Regions from separate parts of the Mus musculus genome. Here region 1 is linked to region 2. The links are chromatin loops, found by intact Hi-C in ENCODE. Cell type or tissue: left cerebral cortex. All regions are shown on one strand. Links, peaks and the distances in the headings refer to the core of each region. The heading gives the core; the rest is flanking DNA.

Evidence for each region. Hi-C counts contacts between places; a loop is a spot of excess contacts. Peaks named below come from ENCODE experiments on the same cell type or tissue, not always from the same donor. Only the 100,000 strongest peaks of a DNase experiment are listed, where the experiment ranks them.
Region 1: it touches region 2 in a loop (3.0-fold over the local background); 2 of 42 quality-filtered maps call a loop at or near these places.

Annotation. Positions count from the first base shown.
Region 1 is chr16:23,716,518-23,727,781 of GRCm38, reverse strand. It overlaps the pseudogene Gm6640. Among named protein-coding and RNA genes, the nearest start is that of Rtp4, 110 kb to the right of the region's middle. In left cerebral cortex, for the core only: no CTCF peak of the experiment used is centred there; a DNase peak (open chromatin) is centred at 5,866.
Region 2 is chr16:23,544,838-23,556,101 of GRCm38, reverse strand. It overlaps a transcript of Rtp4 not described here. Among named protein-coding and RNA genes, the nearest start is that of Masp1, 30 kb to the right of the region's middle. In left cerebral cortex, for the core only: CTCF peaks have their summits at 4,758, 5,581 (motif pointing left), 7,462 and 8,139 (motif pointing left); DNase peaks (open chromatin) are centred at 4,755, 5,556 and 7,531.

The DNA.
Region 1 (11,264 bases), core at 985-8,984, 170 kb before region 2:
AAGTAAGCAGCACTCCTCCATGGACTCTGCATCAGTTCCTGCCTCCAGATTCCTGCCCTCTGATGTGGAAATTTAAGTCAAAGAATTCCTTTCCTTCCCAAGTTGCTTTGGTAATGCTGTTTCATCACAGCAATAGTAACCCAACTAACACAGGGTCTAAAGATCAAGTAAATGTTAAACTCCTACTACTACTGAACTCTCTCTCTCTCTCTCTCTCTCTCTCTCTCTCTCTCTCTCTCTCTCTCTCTCTGTGTATGTGAGTGTGTGTGTGTGTGTGTGTGTGTGTGAGTGTGTGTGTGAGTGTGAGTGTGAGTGTGTGTGAGTGTGTATGTGTGAGTGTGTGTGAGTGTGTGAGAGTGTGTGTATGTGAGTGTGTGTGAGAGTGTGTGTGTGTGAGTGTGTGTGTGAGTATGTGTGAGTGTGGTGTGTGTGAGTGTGTGTGTGTGTGAGTGTGTATGTGTGAGTGTGTGTGTGTGAGTGTGTGTGAGTGAGTATGTGTGAGTGTGTGAGTGTGTGTGTGTGTGTGAGTGAGTATGTATGAGTGTGTGAGTGTGTGAGTGTGTGTGTGTGTGTGTGTGTGTGTGTGTGTGTGTGTGTGTGTGTGTGTTTAGTAACTGACTTCCAGGTATTCTTGACCTCTGGAGATATGATTTACTTGTACTTTTTCTGAGTCTACTACATCTCTGTAGAGCAGTTATGTCTACAGAGCCTCTTCTGTGTGTACTGTTGGTGGGGGAACAGCATCTCCTGAGAGTTTTGTTTCCTTAATCGGGGCTGTATCACCTGAGACCTTCAATCCCCTGCTCTGACCTAGAGTCACTATTTAGCCAGTGCCTCCAATAGTACTCCACACTACCATGAAATCACAAACAGCTGGAATTAGAGTGTCTGATGACGATATCGTGGTCTATTTTTTTCACACTGCAGTTAATTATAACATTCACTAAAGAAAGAAATAAAGGGGCTTGTTGTCATAGTGATGGCTGACTCTTCAAACAAGATGCATAGCTTCAATTGGAACATCTGCCTATACAGAGACAAATACCAAGTTGTCATGTATACTGTAGAGACTGCTCTTCAGGAAAAGGAATTTGACATGGACAGGGTTTTGCACACATGTGTTGGTCCAGATCCTTTTTGTATAGGCATGCTTTTCTTCAGATTTGTACCCGCTTTCCTGAGCGCTTTACTGGTAGTCAGGATCTTGACTTCTCTACAGTAACCACTGTTGATCTTAGATTCTTGTACCCAGGACCTCTGTAAGGATCTAAGGCTGAGGGAAGGGTGCTATAAAATTACTGCCCTGGAGCCATGATGGCATTCTCTCTGTCACAGAGAGTAAGGAGAGAGCCAGCTGAAACTCCTGACAAAAGCTGTCAAAAAACATTGGGGAAAGTTCTCACTGGTTCCTTTGCTACCTTCACCACCACTGTTGTATTTTCAGCAGGTGTATGATATGCTGAAGACGCTCCAGCTTGGTTTCTAGATTTTGTTTTGAAATAAAGATGATCCACATAAGCACAAAAGGAGCTGTAGGTGGTTAAGAAGAGACTATTGATCAATGTCAGGCAGCAGGTATGAGACAAGAACTGTCCCAATCACTATAAGATTGGTTGTACTATCTTCTTGCCTATGAGTCTCTAGTCCTAGCTATTCACAAGTCTCAGGCAAAAATATGTGAGTCTTTGTCTAGCCTGAGCAATATAGTGGGACCTTGTTGCAACAGAAACCAATCTGGAGATATGTTACAAGGAATAGTTAAGAGTGCTTTTTATTTACTTGTCCATGTGTATGTGTGTGTGTGTGTGTGTGTGTTTGTGTGTGTGAGAGAGAGAGTATGTGTCTTCCAGAAGACCTGTGTTCAGTTCCTAGACTCTAATCAAGTATAAATCCAGTTCTAGGGGATCCAGTACTCTCTTCTGATTTCTTAGGGATCTGCATAAATGTGTTTCACACACACACACACATACACAAGAACAAATACATCTTTAAGTTTTCCTATATTCCATTTCTGTCAGGAGGCAATAAGTAGAAGCTAAAAACTAGCAGGTGACTTTCTTGAGATGGGTCCACCTTGGATTAAAATCTACAATGGATTTGCTCCAGTAGGCAAGGCCCAGGAGAAATCCATTTTAGGAAAGATTCCTGCTATTAATATGATTTTCCTGTTATTATTAAATAATGTATAACAACCACTAGGTATTAGCCTACCCTTTTGAGCAGAACTGTGCAGAACAATGAAGATGTACTGTCTTGTAGTGATGCTAAACAGACAAATAGATGATTTTTCTTAATGATCCTTAATCAAAATCCTAAATGATGATCCTATAAGAATTCCTGAAATTATAGTCATTGTTATGCTCTTACATAATAAACTATTGAATCCTTTCTGATAGTCAAAACTGCAATGAGAAAGAACTCTGCCAGTCTTTAGACTCATGAGTTAATTGCTCCTGAGATAGAAGGCAAGCATCTACTACTTAGAGCACATTACAAGAGATTGTAAAACCATTAACTAAAGGTCATAAGAAGGAAACTAATGATTTACTATAGGTGCTAGGAGAGAAGATAAAATTTTGGGTTTATCTATACAAAACTTCACTAATACTTAGTCACAAAAAGTTACGGTTTTTAACTCTCCATGAACCTGTGGAGCTGTGACAGATGATGAATGTTTAGCCAGATAATTATTCCTAATGGATAGGCATGTAAACATTCTCTGTTGTAAACTTCTTATTCGGTTTATGATTTGAATTTATGTATAAACTTCAGATGACCTTTTTACCATGTGATCATGTATTCCGAAAGATGTAGAAGTGCTGAGGACAAAGAAAGGTGACAGAACCGAACAGAGGAGAACTTTTTTTAGACAGAACTCAAGAGAGAACTTTTTAAACAGAACTAAATTCAAGATGAACTTAAAAGTAAAGGCGTAACATTGGAAGTAATACTATTGAGAGTAAGGGCATTATTGTGACATCAGAGCAGGAGGAGCAAACAAGATTAGAAGGAGAATACAGAGTAGAATAACTTAGGAACTCTGTGACAACTTAAAATACCAAGAGAGCAATATGCAGAATGCTAAGGGAAAGAGGGGGAATAAAAGAAGCTGCAGAAAGAGCAGAAGGAGCAGACAGGCTTCTCCTTACCACAGTACACAATAGGTCTTTTCTTAATAGCAAGGTAGGCTTAGTCTTATTAAAGATAACAAAGCTTTCTTCTTATAGACTTGGGTTTAATTCATTTAGCAATAAAAGGATAGAAGCTTTTCCTTTCTTTATGGAATAAAGATTGGATCTCTCTCTCTCTCTCCCCCCCCCCTCTCTCTCTTTGTACTGGTGCTTCGTCTTTTGCTCCAAATACATATGTAAGGATAGATGAGTGTGTTTCTCTCTCTCTCAATCTCTCTCTTTGTCTGTCTGTCTGTCTGTCTGTCTGTGTATAATTATGAAAATGTATGTAAACTAGACTTAACTAGTTTGAATGAAAATGTATAAATATGCATGAGTGAACCTGTATATGAATTTATGTGAGCGTATGCTTATCTGTTTATATAAAAGTCTTTCCTTTGCAAGCTTGATTCTCTTCTCTAGGTTCAATGGAAGTTTATTGCTCCAAACTTCCCTCTAGTCTGACAAGTGAGAGGCATCAGGACAAAAGGGAAAAGGCTCTAGCAATTAATCCTTTACTTAATACCCTGCTATTTTATGATGAGGTCCTAAATGCCAAAGACTGCAGTACCTAACCTTAGAGGAATTCAGAAAGCAGGCCAGCTACTGAAGCAAAGTGGTTTAGATTAAAGATAGGTAAACATTTTATTATTGTACAGCAACCCCAAATATCCCATAAGACCAAGTCTTACCCCTGTCAATGCTCTTCTTCTCCACTGCCTCAAGAAGAACCAAACATGAAAAAAGACATACCAGGCTGGCTTCCAGGACACCAAGTATTCAGGGTATAAAAGTATGTCCTATTATGGCAGAATGTTTATAGCCAATGAGAGGGGAAGATTAGAATTTTCTGCTAAATTTGTTAAGTCTTTTTATTCCCCCATAGTCTGTGAGTCTAGACCTAACCCTGAATCTTGGTTGTTTCTAGCTTCCTCTCCTATATCTCTGCTTTGAGACTTGGAGCCAGTGAGATAGCTCAGTGCTAAAGGCACTTGCCTCCAAATGTGATGGACTGAAAACAGTATGGGAGGAGAGAAGCAAGTCTTGCAACTTGTTCTGTAATCTCAAAACATGAGCTGTGGTAGGCATGCAAATACACCCCCACACAGAGAGAGAGAGAGAGAGAGAAACAGAGAGAGACAGAGACAGAGAGAGAGAGACATGAATAAATAAAAAATACATGGACAAAACAAAACCTTGAGGCCATTACTTGCACAAAATTATTTTCACCGACACATAATATCAATCCAGGAAAAGAAAGAAGTTATGAGAAGTTACCTGCCCAGAAAACCAGTTGCTGAAACCATGCTAACAGATAGGCTTAACATTCCTCCAGTTCCTGGTTTGTAAGGTATAAAAGAAAAGCGCTGGACAGAAAGCTTGGTAATATGAGTTTTAATGCTTGGTTTTCCCTATCTGGCTCTATGATTTAGACAAGTAACTTTCCCTCGAACAATAACTCACCTTGAAAACTAAGGTGACAGTGTTGGACCAGTGCTAACCTTATGTTGAAGTGGACAGGATGCAACATATATGAAAATCCTAATAGTAAACATGGGGAAGGTGGTCTGTCACTACATTTGTTCAATCCTGGTAAGAGTGGTACAACAAAAAAACTAACATGGAAAAACTAAAAAGTCCCTACAAATTATATATACTTGATCACTGTGTTGTTGACCCCAGAAGTGTATCATCACAAATCTCAATTGTGTTAAAACCATGTGAAAGAAACAAAGCAGAGAAGTTTAAAGACCCTAAATACCCCCCAAAGATACCCTAGGTTACAAGCAGACAGTCCCTGGAATGCTTGCCCAGCTGTCTAGACAGTGATGGAACCTGAAAGGTTGCTTTTCAGACTCAGGCTTTCAGGTAAGTAGAAGAAATCCATGTGAAGATCAGACTGGTGTGATGGGACTGGGGAGGGGTTGATAAAACATCACTCTCGCCTTTTATATCCATTTTGTTTTTTGGGGGGAATACCAGAAAGCAACTGAGCATACACACCTGAGACCAGATATAAACTGAGAACATGGAAACTGGAGTAAAGAAGTGAGAACGGGAAAAGCCAGGTCTAAAACTATATATGAAACATTCCCCTCCTAATTCCCCATCTCCCCAAAACAAAGGAAGAGGGCGCTCTGGTGCTAAGAAGCTAGACAAATACTCCTGATGGTTCTCTTTTTAAATGATGTCCCTCTCATTTTCTGTTTATTATCCTCATGTGACTATAAAGTTTGATGTCAGTTGCACTGGTCACATTTCAAGTTCCTATAAGACTCATGTGGTTAGTATCTGCCACATCGCACAGTCCCAGTACTTCTGTCACCACTGAGAATCCTATCAGACAGAAACAACCATCTCACATGTTATAGGAGTGACAAAAAAAAAAACAAAACAAACAAACAAACAAAAAAAAAACACTGCAAGTCAAATTCTGTGTGACACAGCAGGACAAAGAAATTAAGAAGAAAAATATCCCATCTAAAAATGGGTGTTGATGGAAAACTGCTTTTCATAAAGATAGTAAATGTTTTAGATTTAGTAGCCAAGAACAGATGGTAAATATTCTGTGCAGATCCTAGACAATTTTGGCTATATATACCAATTTCTCTCTGTAGCAACTGCTCAATTCAGCTAATGTAGGGCAAAAATAGCCATAGAATATAAATAAAGAAATAAGTGTGGCAGTCCTCCAGCAAGATTTTATTTGAAAAAAACAAAATAAAACAAAACAGATGATAGGCTATATTTAGCCTCCTGGCTATACTTTGCCAACTCTACTATAAATCATAAAAATTTCAGAAAGACACATCCACAACTAAAATGAAAATGTTATCTGTATTGCTTACTATTCTGTTGCTGTGAAGAGACACCATGACCAAGATGACTTATAAAGTAAAAGTATGTTGAAGTAAAAGATTGTTAGCTTGCTTACAGTTTCAGAAGGTGAGTACATGATCATAATAGCAGGAAACATGGCAGCAGGTAGCAGTAGCAGAGAGCTTACATCTGATATAAAAGAGGAAGAGAGAGAGAGAGAGAGAGAGAGAGAGAGAGAGAGAGAGAGAGAGAGAGAGAGAACAAAGTGTGAATAATGTGGGCTTTTGAAACTACGAAGCAAACCCCAAGTGATACACCTCCTCTACAAGACCACATCTCCTAATCCTTCCCAAATAGTTCCACCAGCTTCAAACTAAGTATTCAAACATATGAGCCCATAGGAGCTGATAAAACATCGAGCTTATCTCCAATCTCCCTGGAAAAAATCCCAGAATAGAAAGAAGGATACACATCTGTGAACAGTATAAAGTGACAAAGGGGCTACTGGGGGAAAGAAATGAGAAGGAAAAGAGGAAAGCCTTCTTATTTAAACTAGCACAGTAGCCTAACAGTCAAAATCAGCTTTAGAAAATGAAGGAGAGGAAGAGGAGGAGGAAGGAGCAGATGAGGGAGAAGAGGGGAAAGAAGGAGGAAGGGAAAAGGGGGAGGAGGGAGGGAAGGGGAAAGGATGTTTTAATTCTGCAAATATAATGGGCATGGAAAATAGTTAGAAAAGCTGACTGTCGTTCTCCTTTGCTGTTGCTCTGGTAGAATATTTTTGACAAAAGAGAGTCAAGGGAGAAAACATTAATTTTTAAAATTTATTTATAGTTTATTCATATACAGCCCATTTATGGTGGGAAAGTCAAGGTAGCTGGAACTTGAAGCAGCTGATTGCATTATATCTACAATCAAGAAACGGAATAGAAAGTGCATGCTGTTATTCAGTTCTTGTTCTCCATTTGTACAGTCATGGAATACTGCCACATATAGTTATATGGGTGTTGTCACACCAATTAATGTAGTCACGATAATACCCCACAGATGCCCCCAAAGATCTATCTACCAGAGAAATTTAGATACTGTTAGTTGACAATAAACATTAACCATTATGCTGACTGTCTTAGGGTTTCATTGCTGTGAAGAGACACTATGGCAATGGCAACTCTTATAAAGGAAAACATTTAGTTGGGGATGGCTTATAGGTTCTGGGGTTCAATCCATTATCATAATGGCAAGAAGCATGGCAGTATGCAGGTAGAAATGGTACTGGAAAAGCCAGAGGCACCAGAAAGATACTATGTAGCACACTGGGAATAGTTTGAGCATATATGAGCTCAAAGCCTCCATCCATAGAGGCACACTTCCTCCAACAAGGCCATACCTCATAATAGTACCACTCCCTATGGCAAAGTACTCAAGCACATGAGTCTATGGGGCCAAAGCTATTCAAACCACCACACTAACTTTAGTTCATTCTGACAAGAAATCCTCAGTACATTTCAAATTTTCAGTGAGAGACAAAAAAAAAAAAAAAAAAAAAAAAAATCCCACAGAGATAAAGATAAAATTCAGCTTGTAGTGATTTGAATATGCTTGGCCCATAGGAAATGGCACTATTAGGACATATGGCTTTGTTGAAGGAAGTGCATCACTGTGAGGATGGGATTTGAAGCTCTGCTCAGTGCAAAAGAGATGGTTTTCTCCTGTTTGCCTTTGTAACAAAATATAAATGTTGTCCTTGGTTGTAGTGTCTATTCACAGCAATAAAACCCAAAGACAGAAGTTGGTACCAGGAGTAGGGTTTTGCTATGATGAACCTGACCATGCTTTTGTTGGAAAGAGTGTGGATTTTGGGACTTTGAATTTAGAAGCAGTGGAATGCTTTAGGTGGGGCTTAATAGATTTCCCTAGTAGGAATATGTAAGACATTGGTGTTGAAGGTGATTTGAATTGTGCAGACCCGGCCCAAGATGTTTCACTGGAGAACTTTAATGTGTGGCCTAGAGACTGTTATTGTGATATTTTGGTGAAGAATGTGGCTGCTTTTTGGCTTTGTCTGAAAAGTCTACCTGAAACTAACTAAGGTAAAAGAATTTCAATTAATTGCTTTGAAAAAGGAAGTCTCAAAACAGCCTGGTATAAATTCTGTTGTATAGTTACTAAAATTCACTCTTCTGAAGAACATTTTGATGAAAAAGAGCAAGCTTAGAGAGGAAAAATATAAAATCTATGGTTTAAGTAATAAAAGGACACCAGGAAGTGCAATGAAGCTAAAAGAGATAAACAGATTAAGGGAGTAGTGACTTTGGAGGAAGATTCCACCCAGCTAGCTTATTGTTTATGCATTTGCCATTGAAAAAGGGATAGTTATATCATGATAAACATTATTTACTTGGTTTTTTTTTCCATTGGATTTCTAATCTGGATGAACTACAATCCAGAAATGGAGGGCACAGGCTTTTAATCCAAATCTTGAGGAATAGTGGCCATGATTTAGGTTCAGGCATGTTAGTACATGTTTTTAATCCCAGGAGACAGAGTGAGGCAAGGAGATTTCTGAGTACAGAGCAAGTTCCAGGTAAAGAAAAGCTTAAGTCTAGGTGGTATCTATACCTTAGTCCCAGAATTCAGGAGGCAAAGCCGTGTAGATTTCTGAGTTCAAAGTCAATCTACAGAGCAAGTCCCAGGACAGTGAATGAGTTAGAAAACAAAAATCTGGTGGTAAGGTAATTAAAACAAGGGGGCTGGTCATGTTTCCACCCCAGCAAGAAGCAGAACTTGGCAGCTTCAGTCATTTGACTCTGGCTTTAGAGTCAAGAATAAAAGGGACTACTTGGACAATTGATGCTGGTTAGCTGAAACTAAGAAATAAGTGGTGATTAAGAAAAAACAGCATTGCACCTCCATCTTGGCCAGTGGTGGTAAGAACATGCTGTGTGCTAAGACCTGATGGCTAGCGCTGCTTTGGCTACTACACTCCCCACTGTAAGGGGCCCGTTGTCTCCAGAAGAGCTGGATATTCTTTGTTACAATTATGGCAGACAAATTAACAAGAATTGCTATTTTCAACCACAATAAATGCAAACCTAAGAAATGGAGGCAGGAGTGCAAAGAGAGTTGCCCTGTGGTTCAGATGGGGAAATTATGCATCGAGGTTACACCCCAGAGCAAAATAGCATAGATTTCTGGAACTCTTTGTATTGGTTATGGTATTTTTATTAAGAAATGTCCCTTTGGCGCCTTATCAATTGTCAATTTGCCAAGCAACTTGGAAAAAGAAATAACACATTGCTATTGTGCCAATGCCTTCAAGCTTCACAGGTTGCCTATCCCTCCTCCAGGTGAAGTTTTGAGATTAGTTGGAATGAATGGTATTGGAAATTCAACTGCACTAAAAATTTTAGCAGGAAAACAAAAGTCAAACCTTGGAAAGTATGATGATCCGCCTAATTGGCAAGAGATCTTGGCTTATTTCCCTGGATCTGAATTACAAAATTACTTTACCAAGATTTTCGAAGATGACCTAAAAGCCATTATCAAACCTCAATATGTAGACCAAATTCCCAAAGATGCAAAGGGGACAGTGGGCTCTATTCTGGACAGAAAAGATGAAACAAAGACACAGGCAAGAGTATGTCAGCAGCTTGATTTAACTCACCTTAAAGAACTAAATGTCGAAGATCTTTCAGGAGGAGAGTTGCAGAGATTTGCTTGTGTTGTCATTTGCATACAAAAAGCTGATATTTTTATGTTTGATGAACCTCCTTGTTACTTTGATGTCAAGCAGCATTTAAAGGCTGCCATTACTATTCTATCTCTAATAAATCCAGATAGATATATCATTGTGGTGGAGCATGATCTAAGTACATTAGACTATCTCTCTGACTTCATCTGTTGTCTATATAGTGTATCAAGTGCTTATGGTGCTGTCACTATGACTTTTAGTGTAAGAGAAGGCATAAATATAGTTTTGGATGGCTATATTCCAACAGAGAACTTGAGGTTCAGGGATGTGTTGCTTGTTTTTAAGGTAGCTGAGACAGCAAATGAAGAAGAAGTTAAAAAGATGTGCATGTACAAATATCTTGGGATGAAAAAAAAGATGGGAGAGTTCAAGCTCACAATTGTAGCTGGAGAGTTCACGGACTCTGAGATCATGGTGAGGCTGGGGGAGAATGGTATTGGTAAAACTACATTTATCAGAATGCCTGCTGGAAGGCTTAAACCAGATAAGGAGAAGAAGTACCAGTTCTAAATGTCAGTTATAAGACACAGAAAATCAGTCCCAAATCAACAGTAAGTGTTCACCAGTGACTGCATGAAAGATCAGAGATGCTTAATACTCATCCGCAGTTTGTGACTGCAGTAATGAAGCCCCTACAGATTGAAAACATCATTGACCAAGAGGTACAGACATTGTCTGGTGGTGAACTTCATCGAGGAGCTTTAGCTCTTTGTTTGGGCAAGCCTGCTGACGTCTATTTAATCGAGGAAACTTCTGCATATTTGGATTTTGAGCAAAGATTAATGACAGCTCAGGTCGTCAAACATTTCATTCTCCGTGCAAAGAAGACAGCTTTTGTTGTAGAACATGACTTCATCATGGCCACCTACCTAGCACTATGCCCCATTTTCAAACCTCCCTACAATATGGGGGCATGTATTGTAAGAGAAAGAACATGCAGAAGGACAGAGAGAGTGAAAGAAACAAAATAACATACAACAAGATTTTTGGAAGGTCGTGTGGTTTGGAATTCATCATGCCCTAAAATCCCAGGTGTTAAAAAAAAGTCTTGGCTGTCAGTCTGTGGCGTTGCTGGAAAGTGGTGGGACCTTTAAGAGGTGGAGTCCAGTAGGAAGAAGATAGGTTATTGGCAATCAGACTTTTAAGGGATATTGGATCACTGCACACCCTTCCTTTCATCCTGGCCACCTAGAGGAAAGCAGACCTCCTTTATCGTGTACTGTCATGATATACAATGACATAGTACAGTCTCATACAAGCAGTTCCAAGTAACCAGGAACTGAAAGCTTAGAACTAGTGAGACAAAATAAACCGTTGCATGTTTGAAGTTGACTTATCTTGACTCTTTTGTTATCTGTACAGAAAGCAGACAGTTACAAACCTTATAAATCTTAAAATGCAAATGAGTGGATATTAAGTTATTAGCGGGCTAAGAAAAGCTCAATCTTATCATCATTGTGTGTGTGTGTGTGTGTGTGTGTGTGTGTGTATATATATATATATATATATATATATATATATAGAGA
Region 2 (11,264 bases), core at 1,736-9,735:
TAAGAGTTGCCTTGGTCATGGTGTCTCCTCACAGCAACGGAAACCCTAACTAAGACACTTACAATGCCCCCAGATACGTTCCCCACTTTTCTCTGAAAGCCTGGTCACTAACATTCTCCAGCTCAGTAAAGGACAACTCCATCTTCCAGGTGTTCGAGCCACAAACTAGGATCATTTGAAATCTGATTCCTCTATTACCCCAGAATCTCTAAGTACAGGAATGCTGTTCATTCTACACTTAAAATATTTATCTAATCTAAACTTTTCTCACCCTCTGTGCCAGGCTACCATTACAGCAGTCTGTGAACCAGTGCCATCTCTAATCTCTTCCACCTTGCAGCCTACTCTAAGCACAACAGGGATTGTGTAAAACACAAGCTGTGCTCTCAGTTTCCTCGCAGCAGCCTCTTGCAACCTGTCTTGACCCTTCTTGAATCAGAGAGAAAGCTAGACTTAGAGAGCTCCTTAAGACCAGCCTCTTTATGTCCTTCATCCCACCTGTCTATCTCCTTTTCTCTCACCCCCAGCCACAAGGCTTTTTCACCATCCTAGAGCATCCAGCTGTTCTCAAAGTCCTTGTACTAGCTGGTCACTCTGCCCCAAACACTGCTACAGGTGTCTCAAGAGGACTGACCCTCTGTCATCACTCCAACATAATTTCTTGAATAAGGCTTACTTACTGGGCATCAAAAACACTTCTTTTGCCACCTATCACCTCCCACACATACACTGTTTATTCCCTGATGTTTACCATTTGTTTTCTGTCTCCCTGGTCCAGCATCAAGCTCTGGGTTTTCTGTTTAGTTTCTCTAAGAATGAAAGAAGTACTATACAAACACATTTACGTATATATGTATACGCATATGTGTGTGCTGGGCTTATATGTAAACGTATGTGTACATGTATATGCTGCATGTTTTATATGTGTTGTATATGTAGTATATGTATGTGTATGTATATGCTGTATATGTACGTGTGTGTGTGTGTGTGTGTGTGTGTGTGTGTGTGTGTGTGTGTGTGTGAGAGATGTGTATGTACATTTTTATGAGAGAAAGAACAGGTGAATGACTGACTATAAAAATATTCAGAACAGTGTCTGCCACCAAGTGAGTAGCAATCACCGATATTAACCAAACGGCTAGTAATCATTAGCCACCATCAACATTACCTCCACTCCTCAGACCGGAGTTTGCAGTGCAAAGCAGTTCAGCCTGCAGTGAGGGCCACAGGGGAGGGAGAGCAGCAAGGACCACTTGCAGTTTAATGAAGCTTAGTCGAGACTCATTTCTTCAGTTGACTTTGTAGCAGCTCCTTGAGTTTTCACCCAACGGCTCTCTTGTGCCAGGCTTGGATGAATCCCTTGAACCCACTCTGGCAGGGTTCTGCTGAAATCACTGCTCTGTGCTGCTTGGGAGAACCACAGGCCTAATTTAGCCAGCAGGAAATAAAAATTAATAACCTCAAAGAAACCTCAGCCTGGTTTTGCCATTACCTCATTTCTAGGGGTTTTTTGGTCATTAAGACCATATTAGAAAATTAAGCCCAAACCTGAGAGCTGGTAGTTGTTATCACTTCTGAACAAGGACAGGCAGGCTCAGGATTCCAGGGAGCAGCCCAGAATACAAACCATGTTTAATATTTGGAGGCTAGAAAACTGGCCTAATGGTAATGCTGTTTTACATAAAGTTTTTGTCTGTAATTTTTAAATCTGGATTTAGAAGTTGAGGATAAGAATGAGGAAGGCTAAGGAGCACCGGCAGACACCCCAACATGAGGGGTGATGGTGAAGGTAAGAAATGGTTGGAGTCTAGATACATCTTTTTTTTTTAAAGATTCATTTATTTCTTATATGTAAGTACACTGTAGCTGTCTTCAGACACTCCAGAAGAGGGCATCAGATTTCGTTACAGATGGTTGTGAGCCACCATATGGTTGCTGGGATTTGAACTCGGGACCTTTGGAAGAGCAGTCGGCACTCTTAACCACTGAGCCATCTCACCAGCCCCTAGATACATCTTAAAGGAGAGTCCATTAATATTTTCTGATGTGAGGGAGACTTGGGTTTCCCACACAACACTACAGTTTTCGGCCTAAACTCCTGGAAAAGCTAAAAGCACTTAGATGAGATAGGAAAAGGATCCTTGACCTTGGCACACTGGTGGTGTCTGGCACCATGTGGCTGAGGCGATGTAAGCTGTTTAAGTGAAGATCATGATGGTCCCTTACACTCATAAGCATGAGGGGTGTGATGGAGCCCTTTGTGCAGGAGGATTCCTGGCCACTGAGGCATGCCCAAAAGGGGGCACTTTTCTTGAAACAGAAAAGGGGTTAAGAATGGGAACTATAAATTTGGGGTCTCCCAGGGCCTGACACTATTTTCATCTCAATGATGAAAGTTCAGGAATGGATGAAGCAGCATGAGCCAAAGAAAACCTCATCTAGGTTGGCGGGGAGGGGCTCAGCACACTGTAGAAAGGAGCGTGTGCAGTGTGGAAGCCTGACTAGTGTACCCAGGAGACTCCAGACAGTCCAGGGACTGCCAGGAGAGAGACAGGGCCTCAGCTGGTGTCAAAAGGATGGCCCTCTGACCTCTCACTAGGGAGCTGTGCTACAGTTTTCAACAGGCTGGAGGCTGTCGCTAGCAAAGTGCAGTCAAGACTATTGGGTTCATAATAGCACCATCATCCCTTCCCCGTTTACCTTCTTTAAAACCTGGTATTCACATTTCAAACTAGAAATGTGGGTGACCTAGGAAGATCTGGGAGGCTTCTGTGGGCAGATGGCACCAGTGGCATCACGAAGGGCAGCTGTGTCAGAACACAAGCATCCACCTACCTCTCAGAAAGGGAGCCATCTAGGTCCGTCTCTCAGTCCAATCAAGGGAAGAAGAGGGGACTGAGCCATGGGGGAAGGCAGAGTTTTCTAAAGGTGTCACTGGGGACCCCCCACCATTCTTCATTGAAAGCAGTAGTTGAAACAGCCCAAGAAAACCAAATGCTCTGAAGGACCCACACTAGTCAATCTTCACACTTGAAGGGAGGCATCTGACCCTCGGACTGTTCTTCAGTGAAAATGGAGTAGCTCCTATCTGAAGGGACTCCGGTGTGAGAATGACAAGCTGGCCAGGTGGACTGCCCATGCAGGGGGAGAGGCTCACGCCAAGTCTAGAGACTTGGTTTCCCAGGTTGAAACTGCCACTGAGTCTTTCTTGACAAGTCACATCACCTCTCCATGTCACAGTCTCTTCATCAACAAAGTAGCACAATGGTTCTCTAACCTCTTCAGGTCATAATTCAGTTTATTTTGACAACAGGATAGAGCTTTAAATGGAAGAACATACCTTGCAAGCTAGCAGGTTGCAATGAATGGCCCATAAATTACCGTTGCCGTAGTCTAACGCTGTCTGAAAGTGTCTTGAGTGACACAGTTATAGCAGCTAAGATGTGCTGCATAACAAGTCACGCATCCTTTAATTGGTCACTTATGGCTTTTTCCAAGTCAGCTGGGTGATTCTGTCCAACTCTGAGTAGAACTTGGCCAACCCTGACTTTACATCTATACATGGTCAACTTGCAGGTTTCTGGTAACTCTGGTCAGCTCTCTCCCACACACCCCTGATATCTGTCCAGCAGCCTGGCTCAGCCCTGGTGGCAGAGACCCAAGGGAGACAACGGCCGCTCTGAAAGCTTTTGCTGGGACTGAGTTTGATGATGATCTGGCACAAGCTTGCCAGTCAGACCTGAAGTGTCCCGTGGAGGCCTGGGAAACTATCGTGTTTCCTACACAGTTGCTACTAGGGAATGAGTATAGGAATGAACGCTAAGAAGGCTAGGAAATCAACACACAGCAAACACTTGAACTGGGCAGGAGGGATTCAAGAGGAAAAAGGCTTAGTCATACATTAGCTAGAACTTGTCCCAGACAGCCTGGGCCTGAGTGACCAGGAAGATAAGATCTGGTGACCATATTATGCAGCCAGGTAGGGCACTGGTGTCAGAGATGCTGAGGCAGCAGGATACCAGATGGCTGGAGGAGGTGAAGGACCCAGAGCTCGTACTGTGCTTCTATTGCTCAAACACCCATCTTTCAAATTCAATCCCACATTGCATAGCTGATTTTCCAACTTACTTTCCCCATTTTAGAATTAAGTTCTCTTTCCCAATGTCCTAATTAATCAATTGTGTTAAAGAAAACAAATAATCTGTAGGGTACTTAAAAAGAAACTGAAGGGCTGGTGAGATGGCTCAGTGGTTAAGAGCACTGACTGCTCTTCCGGAGGTCATGAGTTCAGATCCCAGCAACTGCATGGTTGGCTCACAACCATCCTTAATGAGAAACAAATTTAATTAATTAATTAACTAATTAATTAATAACCTATGGGTGGGAGTGAGCGGGGTAGGAGCAAGCAGGGCCGGAGCGAAAGGAAAGGGGGGTGGGAGGAGGGAAAAAAAAGAAACTGAGTAAGACAAAAAAGAAGAGTTATTATTCCCATTTCATACTTGAGGCCAGTCCTGTGCTTAGTAAATGGCAGCCAGAACCAAACAGAGGCTCCTATTTCCAAGGTCATTGCTCCGTCCTTTGGTCTATACTGATTCTGGCTCTGGGTGCAGGGAATCCCTCAGGCATGCATGTATGGAGCAGCAATATGAAACAGAGAGGAGCAGGCACCGTGCCTGGAGCATCCTGGCAGAGGGAGTCATAAGACAGACAGCGTTGCATAGCTGACAAGAAGCTGCACCCTTCCGGTGCAGGCTGGGTACCACTCCATGAGGCAGCTGCTGGCTAAAGATTATGACGCTGCAGCACAGCTTCAAGCTTCAGCATCTTTTCAGGGCTGGCAGCCTCCTAGGAATGCTCGATTAAAATCGGCGACCTCCTGGGTACCACCGAGGCAACGGTGGGACTCTTCACCTCCGCAGCTTCTCCTTAGACAGCGCAGTCTACTCTCGTTACAAACGGGGAAGCTGCCGAGGCGCGTAGCTATCACAGTGTGACTGTCAAATATTAGGTATTTACAGCTGAGAGAAATCATATGTGGCTACACAATGTGTCTCAGGAGCTACTAAAAGAGCATGGTAATACAGAACATTCTGGAAGGGAGAGTCTGTGACATTCACCGGATTGTCAGAGAGGGTTCTCAAACCCAGACTGACAATAGTTTACAATTCCTTTTCCATGTCCTACCCTTGCTCTGAGCCCAGGAAGAGGGGACATTTATTTGTACTAAGCCATGCCGCTTCTTGCCATCCATATCCGTCCTCTAGAACAAGGGGTACGCAAGAGATCCCACTAGGACCAGCTCAGAACATTTCCTTGCCTGTGTCCCGGATATGAAGTCTGAGCCAAAGCCGCTGGGAGTACAGAGACAACCTCTAAACCTTTTGAAAGTGTGGAAGGGGCTGATTTTTAAATTTGCATATTCAAAGACAACTAATGAATAGCTTCATTGCATCCTTCAAAATGAGTATTTTCTCAAAATCTCTGAATTGCCTTCTTTAGAGATTAGGTGCTACACCCGTGGCACTTGGGAACGCATAGACAAGCCCTGCTTTGTGCCGAAGGAAATCCTCTAGTGTCACCTGGTGGCCACAACATGTCACTGCACCCTTCACAACAGATTTGTGCCAGTTCTTTTTTTTTTTTTTTTTTTTTAGGGGATTTAAAAAAATTTTTTTATTAGATATTTTCTTCATTTACATTTCAAATGGTATCCCAAAAGTCCCCTATACCTTCCCCCCACCCTGCTCCCCTACCCACTCACTCCCACTTCTTGCCCCTGGTGTTCCCCTGTACTGGGGTATATAAAGTTTGCAAGACCAAGGGGCCTCTCTTCCCAATGATGGCCGACTAGGCCATCTTCTGCTACATCTGCAGCTGGAGACACGAGCTCTGGGGGTACTGATTAGTTCATATTGTTGTTTCACCTATAGGGTTGCAGACTCCTTCAGCTCTTGGGTATTTTCTCTAGCTCCTCCATTGGGGGCCCTGTGTTCCATCCTATAGATGACTGTGAGCATCCACTTCTGTATTTGCCAGGCACTGGCATAGCCTCACAAGAGACAGCTATATCAGGGTCCCTTCAGCAAAATCTTGCTATCATATGCAATAGTGTCTGCGTTTGGTGGCTAATTATGGGATGGACCCCTTGGTGTGACACTAAGGAAGTGAAAGATCTGTATGACAAGAACTTCAAGTCTCTGAAGAAAGAAATTGAAGATCTCAGAAAATGGAAAGATCTCCCATGCTCACGGATTGGCAGGATTAATATAGTAAAAGAAAATGGCTATCCTGCCTAACACAATCTACAGATTCAATGCAACCCCATCGAAATTCCAACTCAATTCTTCACTGAGTTAGAAAGGGCAATTTGCAATTTGTGCCAGTTCTTAACCCCACTCATTTCTGCTAGCCTGTGTATTGGCACCCAGGGACTTTGTAATCTTTTAAAATGGTGACAGAGACAGGGCCAGGCCTCCTTTCTCACTGCCCAGCTCTGTCCAGTTCTGGGCAGTGCCTCCCTGTGACTCCCCATACTTTACCTTCTCCCTGTGCCAGCAATATCCCATCCAAAGTACAGATGGGACAAGGGCGACTTCTCTGCCGCCACTGGGAATTTCCCTCTAAGCAGCCTCCTTTACTCAAAGTGATCATCTTGACTTTCTAGTCTCCTGAAAGTCCTGCTCACACACTATATTCAGGGCTCACCCTGTGGCGCCCCTGCATATGTGAGAGATCACCTCATCCACGGAACTGTGCAGCCCAGATTGAAGCCAACAGTGTCCCGTCATATCTGTCTGCGCGACCAACTGTCTGACTGTTTTCTGGATCCTGGGGAGAGCAGGCTGTGGTCCTGTGTGCTGAGCTCACACTCAAACCTGAGCCCAGCTAGTACCTCGCTAACCACAGAGCTGAGGGTGTGGCTTACACAGGGGCACCTTAAAAGCTTTGAACTGTAAAGCTCAATATGGCGTCCAAGATTGAAGGTGATGCCTTTGGGGGTGTTGGTCTCACCCTTTGCTTGCTTTCCGGTTTTTGGTGTATTGAGGCCTCATTGGTAAGGTCTCAGTCTAGGATGGACTGAAACTATGGCATTTCTCCCCAACTTAGCCTACCAAGTGCTGCGGTTACAAGCATGCGTCACCACATAAAGGTGAGTTTACAAGGGTTTTAGTGTAAAGCATTTTGGTGAAAAGGAACTGCCATGCCCAGAAGTGTTAGCCTCAGGGTTTGTGTGTGTGTGTGTGCGTGTGCGTGTGCGTGTGCGTGTGCGTGTGCGTGTGCGTGTGCGTGTGCGTGTGCGTGTGCGTGTGCGTGTGCGTGTGCGTGTGCGTGTGCGTGTGTGTGTGTGTTTAGGGTAGACGTCTGCGTTATAGAGCACTCTGAGAGCCAGTCTAAGAACTTCACAAGAGCCAAATCACAACAGGCTATGTATGCCTATCTAGGGACGACATGAGTCTTGAGAGATCCAGCAGAGGGTGTGGTAGGCTGAGAAACATTAAAGAACACAGTCCCAGGAAATGGCACGGAATCCCAGGAGAGGCCATCCACGGTGCAGATCTCTGGCCTGTCAGTTCAGCGGGTAGCAAGCTATCTGGGTGGTTCCTGAGCCATACTGAAGAACATCGGAAGGAAGTGATGAAGAGAGACGGGCAGAAATGGTGTGGCAGCCGAGCAAGGTGGCACGTGCCTTTAATCCCAGCACTCGGGAGGCAGAGACAGGCAGATTTCTGAGTTCCAGGCCAGCCTGGCCTACAAAGTGAGTTCCAGGACAGTTAAAGCTATACAGAGAAACCCTGTCTCGAAAAACAAGAAAAAAGAAAAAAAGAAAAGGTGTGGCATAGAAGGGGCACGCAAGAAGTAGGAGCAGAAGAAAGGAAGCAAACACGTAAAGAGGCACTCTGAAAAACACAAAAGCAGAGCCAACAATACGGTTAAGTGAGGTGCAACTAGATACGGTTAAGTGAGGCATGAACAAAAGAGAGCCTGACTGGGCAGGCTTAGACACTCAGGCACCTTCAGGATGTCTGGGACAAAAAACAGGGAGCAGAGGGTACACACCATCAAGGTGGGAGAAGTACTCTGTCAAGAGCAGTGGTTCTCAACCTGCGGGTTGCGCCCCCTAGGGGTATTGAATGACCCTTTCACAGGGTTCCCCTGCAACCATCAGAAAATACAGATATTTACATTATGAGTCATAAATATCAAAATTACAGTTATGAAGTAGCAACAAAAATAATTTTATGGTTGGGGTCACCCCAATATGAAGGCTTGTATTAATGGGTCACACACAGCATTAGGAAGGCTGGGAACTGCTGTTCCAGAGACTCCACTGAGGAAGAATGTGGGGGGAGACTGCAGGACAGCTGGAAGGGGACACATGGCGACAGAGAAGGATGATGCATTTGTGTCAGGAAAACTGAAGTCTCTGTGCCGTGAGAACGGGCAGCCACATCAGTGTCTGCAGAGGGCAGAGAGGACGAGGCTACCCTAGGCTGGGGCTGGGAGAGGGACCCTGAACCCAAGGGGGAGGGTCCTCCTTCAGTGAGCAAGTATGCAAGAGGAAAAGTAGACGCACAAGCCAATCCAAAGGTTAAGTAAAGGTAGGGACGCTGAGAACGGCCATATGGCAGAAGCTGACCTGGTGAGATTTCAGTTGATCCAGAGCTTGATGAAATAACAACTGAGCACAGACTCAAAGACGCTGGGCATCTAGAGTGGAGATGGGCTACACGCTGGCTTCAACTATACAAAAGTAAATGATGCTGTTGGGTTCAAAGTGCAAGAGCAAGAGGGTTGACTGGGGTTCAATAATAGCAGCCAAACAACTGCAGCATCGGTGGACGGCGGCCTCTGTTGTGGTTTGAGAACGAGAGATCCTCCAAAGGCTCATGTGGTGTGCTCTGGGTTCCCAGACTGTGACACTATTGTGAATCGTAGAGAGCATTCAGGAGCTTGGCTGGCACAAAGCAGTCAATAGGGAGGGCCTTTGAAGTCTTCTCTGTCTCTATGTGTCTTTTCCTTTTTCTCTGTGTCTGTGTGTCTGTCTGTCTCCATGTGTGTGTCTCTGTTTCTCTGTGTCTGTGGGTGGGTGTGTCTTTCTCTGTGTGTCTGTCTCTCTCTGTGTGTCTCTTTCTTTTTCTGTGTCTGTGTGTCTGTCTGTCTCCATGTGTGTGTCTCTGTTTCTCTGTGTCTGTGGGTGGGTGTGTCTTTCTCTGTGTGTCTGTCTCTCTCTGTGTGTCTCTTTCTTTTTCTGTGTCTGTGTGTCTGTCTCCGTGTGTGTGTCTCTGTCTCTCTGTATATCTCTGTGTCTGTGTGTCCATCTCTGTCTCTGTGTCTCTGTGTGAGTGTGTCTATCTCTCTCTGTCTCTCTCTGCCTCTCTCTCCGTGTGTGTCTGTCTGTGTGTCAGTCTCTCTCTGTCGCTTTCTGCCTCTCTCTCCTGTATGTATGTGTGTATGGCTGTGTCTGGCTGTCTATGTGGGTATATGTGTGTACCCTGTATATTTCCTGGTACTACTCTGTAAGGCAGTCACCCTCCTACCATATACAGAGCCACATGCCCCTGCCAGGCCTCCCCACCTAGATGGACTGAGATTTCTCTGAAATTATGAACCAAAACCTATGCCTCCTCCCTTAAGTTGCTTCTGAGCAAATTTCATCACAGCAGTGGAAGAGTAACAGAGACACTTTCCATTTTGCTAGAAGGGTCTAGGAGGCTTAAAAGCAGAGGGATTGAGGTAATCAATACAGATTCTCAGAACTTTAGGTTTTCTACTCTACTATCTACCATTTCACTCATCTGAAGCTTTGAAGCTATGAGTGCTGTGTTTACTGAAACAAAGCCCTATTCTCTGAGACATAGATGTGTGTGTGTGTGTGTGTGTGTGTGTGTGTGTGTGTGTGTGTGTGTGTAATTGTAAGCAAAGGCATTTTAATCATAAATTAGAGCCATGTACTGGCTGGTTTTGTGTGTCAACTTGACACAAGCTTGAGTCATCAGAGAGGAAGGAGCCTCAGTTGAGGAAATGCCTCCATGAGATCCTGCTATAAGGCATTTTTTCAATTAGTGGTCAACGGAGGAGGGCTCAGCTCCTGGTAAGCGGTGCCATCCCTGGGCTGGTGGTTATGGGTTCTATAAGAAAGCAGACTGAGCAAGCCAGAGAAAGCCAGCCAGTAAGCAGCCCTCCTCCATGGCTTCTGCATGAGCTCTTGTCTCCAGGTTCTCACCCTGTATGAGTTCCTGTCCTGACTTCTTTTAATAATGAACGGTGCTGTGGAAGTGTAAGCCGAATAAACACTTTCCTCCACACCTTGCTTTTTCGGACATAATGTTTTGTCACAGCAATAGAAACCCTGACTATTACAAGCCAGTTCTTTGCAATTGTTGTGATTTATAAAATGGCTGGGTGAGGGGAGACCTTGGCTGGCCCTGCCAAGGTGTCACCCTGGACAATTAGGTCATATGACAGGCCTAATATAAAAGGGAGTTCACTTGGAATCTAGAGATGGGGATAGAGGCAGAGGAAAGAGGACAGAGGACAGAAAGAGAAAGGAGAGAGGAAGAAAGAGGGGAAGAGGCTGGCTGGGGACACGTGGGGAAGAGAGAGGGAGAGAATAGGTAAAGAGGGGAGAAAGAGCGGGAGAATGGGGAGGAAGAGTCCTTTTATTCAAGGGTACCTGGCTGTTGCTAGGTAACTGTTAGGCGGTGCCTAAAGAGAAGGCTAACAGGGACTACTCTCAAAACCAAATACCCAAAAGGTATGGTTGCAAATAAGGCTCATAAATATCCCTGACACTTGGAGATACTTGCTATGATACTTGGAACACTAAGATGCCAGAGGAGAAGTTCTGTTTCTGCAGGTATGAGATAGAGGTCAGAAAATGCTCTGGAACTGGAGCAAGACCTGAGCCACAGAGCTGCTTAGCAGCCCAGGGAACTAGGCTGCAGGTGGCTCCCATCCTAAAGCCTAAAGAGAAGCTGCCTTCCCTGTGCTTCACTCATAGTCAGAACCAGCCTCAAACATGACAAACGTGTGTGCTCGAGACCACAGCTGTCCATGGTCTACTCCTGGTATTTTTGGTTACTGTATAGAAGCACGTAGGCAACTGGTGTCCCAATCCTATCCTCCCCAGGAAACTGGGGACAGGAGGACCACTTGAGCCCAAACGTTTAAATTTATCCTGGACAACACAGTGAGATCTTGCCCTAAAAAAATTACAAAATACAAAAAAAAAAAATTAGTTTCCAAGATAAATCTAAGCATCG